Linked DNA regions of Homo sapiens: region 1 is linked to region 2. Evidence: chromatin contacts called from ENCODE Hi-C or POLR2A ChIA-PET data. All regions are on one chromosome and are shown on one strand. The core of a region is the stretch at or near the end of the contact, and the rest is flanking DNA. Distances in the headings are between cores, read along the strand shown.

Region 1 (3,705 bases), core at 574-3,073, 130 kb before region 2:
ATAATGATTATTGTTCTACCTAGACATGACTTAATGTTAAAATCACTTGCTTGTCAAAGACCTTAGTATTCAAAATAATGGACAAATTTACTCTCAAAACAAATTCACTCCTTTGGAAGGACTGGCTTACAAACAAAACTTCTACAAACTAATCATAGAATTTCATAAAGTATAAGGTGCTATGTTAAGTGATTTACATTAATTCATTAACCTTTTGAGATAGGTGCTATTACATTACCACCTTATAGATGTTAGCTCTAGGGCACGGAGTTAGAGAAATTTGCTTAAGGTCACAAGTGGCAGAACCTGGGTTCAACCTATGCAGTGAGTCCAGACATTTTGCCCCTAAGTACTATAATATACTATACTATACTATACTATACTATACTATACTATACTATCTATACTAAATTACTCAATACATAATTTTAAGAAGATTTTGGTTGTTTTTCTGCAGAATCTAAGTTTGTTTTCCTTAACTGATCAAAGACGTGCTACTGTTGAAAAAGTATTAAGCTTTGGTTCAGATGACTTAATGGTCATTTGACAAATATGTTTGGGCACCTACGTACACTTAGTATTATTAAGTACCTGCCTAGTGCTAAGGATTTGCACATAACTCATTTACTAAATCCTCCCGACAAGTTTGTGAGTTTGGTATTGCTAATCTTAAAGATGAGGAAATCTGGGCACTGCAAAATAACTTATACAAACTCATAAGGCAAATAAATGACAGGGCTCCAATCTCTTAACTCCATTAACTACTTAAATATAAGGAAAACCTGGCAGCCATTGCTCTGGAAAACTGGAAAAGAAGAATCGGGAGCCACGGGAAGAAGGAAAATGCCAAGCTTCTGGTCCCACAGTCTCACTCTCCCCAGGATCCCACCTTATGCCGCCAACAAACTAACCTCATTACTAGCGACACCAGGAAACTTATCAGAGATTCGGGGATCTAGAGAGCCAGTCCCACAGTCTCACTCTCCTCAGGATCCCACCTTATGCCGCCAACAAACTAACCTCATTACTAGCGACACCAGGAAACTTATCAGAGATTCGGGGATCTAGAGAGCCAGGCTCTGGGCAGGCGCTTAAACATTTATAAACTGATTCCCTTTAGGCAACTCTCACCAAGCAAGAAGCATTTAGCGAAGGCCAGAGCAGAGCACTGACCCAGGAGCCCTGGAGGAGCAAATGCCAAGGTCCCAGACCTGTCTGCCTGTTTCGCCTGTAATCCCAGCACTTTGGAAGGCCGAGACGGGCGGATCTCCTGAGGTCGGGAGTTCGAGACCAGCCTGACCAATATGGAGAAATCCACATCTCTACTAATAATACAAAAATTAGCCAGGCGTGGTGGCGCATATCTGTTCCCAGCTACTCGGGAGGCTGAGGCACGAGAATCGCTTGAACCCGGGAGACAAAGACTGTGCTAAGCCGAGATCGCGCCATTGCACTCCGGCCTGGACAACAAGAGCGAAACCCCTCTCGAAAAAATAAATAAATAAATAAAATAAGTACGGGCAGGGCAGGCCGGCTTCCATCTCTCAGATCCTCCCTGGTACTTATTCAACCCCCGACAAACTCCTTCTGGCCGCTCCTACACCCCAGGCCTGGCCGGGCCTCCCCTGCTTCCTCTCACCGTCCTTCATCTGGACAATATTGCTGGCGGCCACCCGGTCGGAGGCGACAAGAACATAGTCGGGGCCTTGGATACCGATGAGGTACTCCATGGTGGCGGAAGGCCAGGGGCTGCAGGTCCGACACAGCACGAGACTCGCCCGCTTCCAGGTCTCACCGGTGAGACAGCACCTCAGAGCGAAGATTGGCGCGACGCCTGCAGCACGACTTCCACGGCGCTCTCGGATGACGTACAACTGTCGCGAGAGGTTGCAAAGCGGGCGCGGCGCCGGGTGCCTTATGTTCAGTGCTTGTCTCTGGGATCGTACGGGTCTCCTCCGGAGCAGGCTGTGCAGGTCACTTGCCTTATGTGACGCCCAGTTTCTCTGTTTACACACTAAGATTTTAAAAGTGGCTTTAGGATAAAATCACGCAGTGTATGTAAGGTGCCGAGCACGTGTGGGTGTCAAAAAGGGGTAGGTAGCCAGGCAGCCGTTTCCCTACGTTGCTCGGTAAAATCTCCCCAGAAACCCCTTTCCTGCAAGCCAGATTGGAGAAAAATTAACTTGAGGGGAGCCTTACTTCCATCCTTCACAAAAATAGTATATGGTTGGATTAAAGATATAAGCATGGCCGGGCGCAGTGGCTCACGCCTGTAATCCCAGCACTTTGGGAGGCCAAGGCAGGCGGATCACCTGAGCTTGGGAGTTCGAGACCAGCCTGACCAATATGGAGAAACCCCGTCTCTACTAAAAATACAAAATTAGCTGGGCGTGGTGGCGCATGCCTGTAATCCCAGCTACTCTGGAGGCTGAGACAGAGAATCGCTTGATCCCTGGAGGCGGAGGTTGCGGTGAGCACTCCAGCCTGGGCAACAAAAGCGAAACTCCGTCTCAAAAAAAAAAAAAAAAAAAAAAAAAAAAAAAAAAAAAAAAAAAAGAGAGGGAGAGAGATACAAACATGGAAGAAAAAGTAGAAAAATATTTCTGTAATTTTTGGAAGAGATGTGTTTCTAAGCTTGACAGGGAACCCAGAAGCAATATGAGAAAAGACTTGACAGATTTGACTACCTAAAATTACACGTCTCTATGTGGTGAAAGTCATTATCATGCTCAACAGTAAATGTAAATTGGGAATGTTTCAATTGTAGAAATAGTTACTATTTTGGACCTTATAGACAGAAGAAAGGAAAAAGTTAATATCTATAACTTAAAAGATATTCCTACAAACCAATGGGAGGGGAGCCGGGTGAGACAATACCATTTTTAAAAGACCCGGCAGGGCACGGGGGCGGATCAAGAGGTCGGGAGTTCGAGAACAGCCTGGCCAATATGGTGAAACCCCGTCCCTACTAAAAATACAAAAAATTAGTTGGGCGTGGTGGCAGGCGCCTGTACTACTCCGGAGGCTGAAGCAGGAGAATTGCTTGAACCTAGGAGGCGGAGATTGCAGTGAGCCGAGATAGCGCCCCTCCACTCCAGCCTGTGCAACAGAGAGACTCCATCTCAAAAAAAAAAATAAAAAATAAAAAAAGACCAAAGACTAAGAAAAACAATTCACAAAAGAAGCAACACGAATGGCCAATAAACATGAAAAGATCCTCAACCTTGATGGTAATTAGGAAAATGGGAAATAAGAAACAATGAGAAAGTATAAATTGGGGGTAAGGTTCTAAGTTGTACAACCTTTTTATAGAGAACAATTTTAATATCTGTTAAATATGCATAACCTTTTGAATATGTCCAAAAGAAATGTTTGGACACACAGTCCAAATATTTGTGTACCGAGATACTCAGTGTTGCCAGGGGCAGTGGCTCACGCCAGTAATCCTAGCACTTTGGGAGGCCAAGACGAGCGGATCACGAGTTCAGGAGTTCGAGACCAGCCTGGCCAACATGATGAAACCCCGTCTCTACTAAAAATACCAAAATTAGCTGGGCGTGGTGGTGCGGCACCTGTAATCCCAGCTACTGGGGAGGCCAAGGCAAGAGAATCGCTTGAACCCGGGAGGCAGAGGTTGCAGTGAGCCAAGATCACACCATTACACTCCAGCCTGGGCAACAGAGCAAGACTCTCTCTCAAAAAAAA
Region 2 (3,660 bases), core at 764-3,263:
TCTACCTCCTTAGTGTTCTCAGGGCTCTGAATCAACTTATTAATAAAGGGAGAAATATGAACATCAGTAATGTAACAGGGCACAAGGCCTCAGCTGAGTGGTTTCTCAAAAAATTATTAAATTGGTCAGGCATGGTGGCTCACGCCTGTAATCCCAGCACTTTGGGAGGCCGAGGTGGGTGGATCACAAGGTCAGGAGTTCGAGACTAGCCTGGCCAATACAGTAAAACCCCGTATCTACTAAAAATACAAAAATTAGCTGGGCGTGGTGGTGTGTGCCTGTAGTCCCAGCTGCTCAGGAGGCTGGGGCAGGAGAATCGCTTGAATCCAGGAGACAGAAGTTGCAGTGAGCCGAGATTGTGCCACTGCACTCCAGTCTGGGCAACAGAGCGAGACTCCGTCTCAAAAAAAAAAAAATTATTAAATTGATTTGAATGCAAGGTACAAATTTTTTTTTTTTTTGATACAGTGTCTCACTCTGTCACCTAGGCTGGAGTGCAGTGGCAGGATCATGGCTCACTGCAGCCTTGACCTCCCAGGCCCAAAGGATTCTCTCACCTCAGCCACCCGAGTAGCTGGGACCGAGTAGCTGGGACCACAGGCGACGCCCGGCTAATTTTTTTTTTTTTGTAGAGGCGGGGTTTTGCCATGTTTTCTATGCAGGCTGGTTTCGAACTCTTGAGCTCAAGCAATCTGCCGGCCTTAGCCTCCCGAAGTGCTGGGATTGCTGAGAATTAATATGTATGCACTGATGATCCTCTCAACAATCCAAAGCAGTAAAACTATTACTTCTGTTTGTGAGTGTGGAAACCGAATTTAGGTAACCAGACAGCTCAAGGAATAGGGCTGCTTTGAATGACGATTATCTTCTAGGCAATTTGCAGCAACGTCAAAGGGCAGGGCCAGTAACAGGGTGGGGTGAGGTCTCAAAAAATTCAGTAATCAAAATGAATAACATTAATGCAATATTTTTTAAAAAATTAAATCAATAATCTACAGCTCATGAGGTAAATAATATGCCCGCTTTTGTAAATAAAGTTTATTGGAAACAGGGATGGAATTAGGGTGAGGTGATTGAGGCAAGGTCGTGCAAATGACTGGTCGGATCTCGTCTTTGTTTAAACGTCTGATATTTTGTTCAATATCAAATCATAAAAAGTTTTTGCATTAATTTTGGTTTTTTAAAAATATTGCATTAAAATATGAGTTTGATTGAGGGTTTTGGCGCCCCTTTAAATTTTGCTCCTAAGGCGGGAGTGCCTTGCCCGAATCCGGCCCAGAAAGGACACAGCTCTGGAAACATCTGTTTTCTATGCCCAATTTCGCCAGGGAGCTGCCAGCCACCAGCCAGGAGCCCCAGCGGTGACTTCCCCACTCGGGGCCCGGTCGGAAAACGCAAAGGGCCTGCGCGCGATGACCTCCAGGGCCCCTCCCAGGCCCAGTGTGGAACTCCCTAACACCCTCGCTCGCCCTCTCTCTGCGGAGAATCCCCCCGCACCGCTGCGGCCGGGTTCGGCTAGAGCCTCCCGGCTTTCAGAGCACCCTGAGGGGAGGAGCTTCCGCGACAGGAAACGCGCCAAAGGGGAGGGCTGGCGGCAGGAACCGGCTGAAGAGGGGCTGGGCTGCCGGCAGTGCGCGCCGCAGAGACCTGGAGCTCTCCGGCCACGGAGCCCGAAGCGCGGGAAGCCCGGCGGCGGGACGGGATGCCCGGTCGGAACCCATCCCGGCCGAGTCTCGAGGCCGCGGGAGCCGGCGCGGCGAACGCCGGGAGCCGCAGTCCTCCCGCCCGGGCGCCTCGGGTCAGCGGGGTCTACCCCGGCCCCACCTAACCTCTCGGTGCCCGGCCTTCTAAGCCCCCGTGGGGGGCGTGTGCATAAACTCACCTCAGAACCCACCTCGCCTGTCATGACTTCTGCCTCCCCTGCGCTCCACTAGGGACGGAGCTGTCTCTGATTCCCTCAGCCGGAGAGCAGCGGCTCCCGCCGTCTCCAGCCCAGCAGTGCTGTTCTTGCTTTCCCGCCCAGCCAGAGTGGAGGTCCCACCCAGATGGTTTGCACCAATCCAGAGGGGGCTTTCCAGCGAGTCCCCGCCCCCTTCCGACCCACCAATCACGCAGCGCCTCTGGCCGCCCAATCTCCTATTACCCAGGCTGAGTTGGCGGGTCGCAGCTGCTGGTAGCGGAGCCTGGGGGAGCTGGAGGTGCACGGGGGCGGGGCAGTCGGTACCAGGCGAGCCGTGGTCTTTGACCTTTGACACTTGCCAAAGCATCGAGTGCGATTGGAGGGGTGAGTCTTTCGGGGGGAAGTGAGCTGGGAAACGGTTCCTGGGCACCTGGGAGTGTCCTGTACCTGAACTTTTTAGAGGAATTCCAAGGTTCCCGTGGGGATTTTCTCCACTGACTTCATTTCTGGAGCAGCTAGATCCTGTGTGCCTCTTGTACATGACACTTACCACTGAATATATATATATATATATATATATATATATATATATATATATACACACACACACACATATGTACACACATATATACATACACATATATACACATACACATGTATGTGTATACACACACACTTTTTTTTTTTTTGAGATGGAGTCTCCCTCTGTTAGCCAGGATGAAATGCAGTGGCGCGATCTCGGCTCACTGCAACCTCCGCCTCCCGGGTTCAAGCGATTCTCGTGCCTCAGCCTCCTGAGTAGCTAGGATTACAGGCACCCGCCACCAACCCCTGGCTAATTTTTGTATTTTTAGTAGAGACGGGGTTTCACCATGTTGGCCAGGCTGGTCTCGAACTCCTGATCTCAAATGATCCTCGCCTCGGCCTCCCAAAGTGCTGGGAGGCCTCATACCCCTCACAGGCGTGAGCCACTGTGCCCGGCCCACTTTTATTTTTTAAAGAGGGCCGGGCTCCATGGCTCACGCTTGTAATCTCAACGCTTTGGGAGGCCGAGGTGGGAGGATGGCTTGAGTCCAGGAGTTTGAGGTTAGAGTGAGTTATGATCGCACCACTGCACTTCAGCGTAGGCGATAGAGGGAGACCTTGTCTCTAAAGAAAAAAGTTTTGTGGGCTGCTCAGATACCAAAGAATATGGTTGGATAATCTTTATAATTCTCTGTAGAGTTAATTTGAGGATGTAGAAAGCACTCATCACTCCTAGAGGGCATTCTACCTTTAAACAAGGCTGGAAAAAGAATTGAAGCTCTGAAATCAGGTTTATCCCAGACACAGTTCTTTTTTTTTTTTTTTTTTTTTTGTTGAGACAGAGTCTCTCCCTGTCACCATGGCTGGGTGCAATGGCGTGATCTCGGCTCACTGCAACCTCCGCCTCCCGGGTTCAAGCGATTCTCCTGCCTCAGCCTCCTGAGTAGCTAGGATTATAGGCATGTGCCACCACGCTCAGATAATTTTTTGTAACTTTAGTAGAGACAAGATTTCACCATTTTGGCCAGGCTGATCTTGAACTCCTGACCTCGTGATCCGCCCGTCTCAGCCTCCCAAAGTGCTGGGATTACAGGTGTGAGTCACCGCACCTGGCCTATCCCAGACAATTCTAATCCCAGTTTTGCCACTGTGCTGGCCATTATTTTTTGCCTCTCCAGGTCAATTCTCTGTCCTTCCTTTACCCTGGTGTGTGTCAAGGCAAGGCTGACCTCTCT

What was found. A loop is a pair of places that touch in the nucleus more often than their neighbours do. ChIA-PET counts read pairs that join two places held with the same protein, here RNA polymerase II (POLR2A). Pooled maps may share reads with other maps.
Region 1: a map of B cell shows a loop between it and region 2 (13-fold over the local background). The contact joins the promoter of PSMB2 here to the promoter of CLSPN in region 2. A Hi-C loop is called at or near these places in 19 of 168 maps with a recorded cell type or tissue (B cell, CD4-positive, alpha-beta T cell, CD4-positive, alpha-beta memory T cell and 14 more), 32 of 37 single-sample maps with no recorded cell type and 28 of 50 pooled maps. POLR2A ChIA-PET finds 5 or more read pairs at or near these places in 16 of 52 experiments (A549, A673, CD8-positive, alpha-beta memory T cell and 11 more).

Annotation. Positions count from the first base shown.
Region 1 is chr1:35,639,703-35,643,407 of GRCh38, forward strand. PSMB2 (proteasome 20S subunit beta 2) reads right to left here and starts at 1,824. Exons shown (of 6, transcript NM_002794.5): 1 at 1,640-1,824. The coding sequence starts at 1,730. RefSeq lists enhancers at 799-1,764, 1,553-2,012, 1,765-2,729.
Region 2 is chr1:35,767,965-35,771,624 of GRCh38, forward strand. CLSPN (claspin) reads right to left here and starts at 2,014. Exons shown (of 25, transcript NM_022111.4): 1 at 1,883-2,014. The coding sequence starts at 1,906. CLSPN-DT (CLSPN divergent transcript) reads left to right here and starts at 2,131. Exons shown (of 3, transcript NR_199050.1): 1 at 2,131-2,284. RefSeq lists a silencer at 1,627-1,856.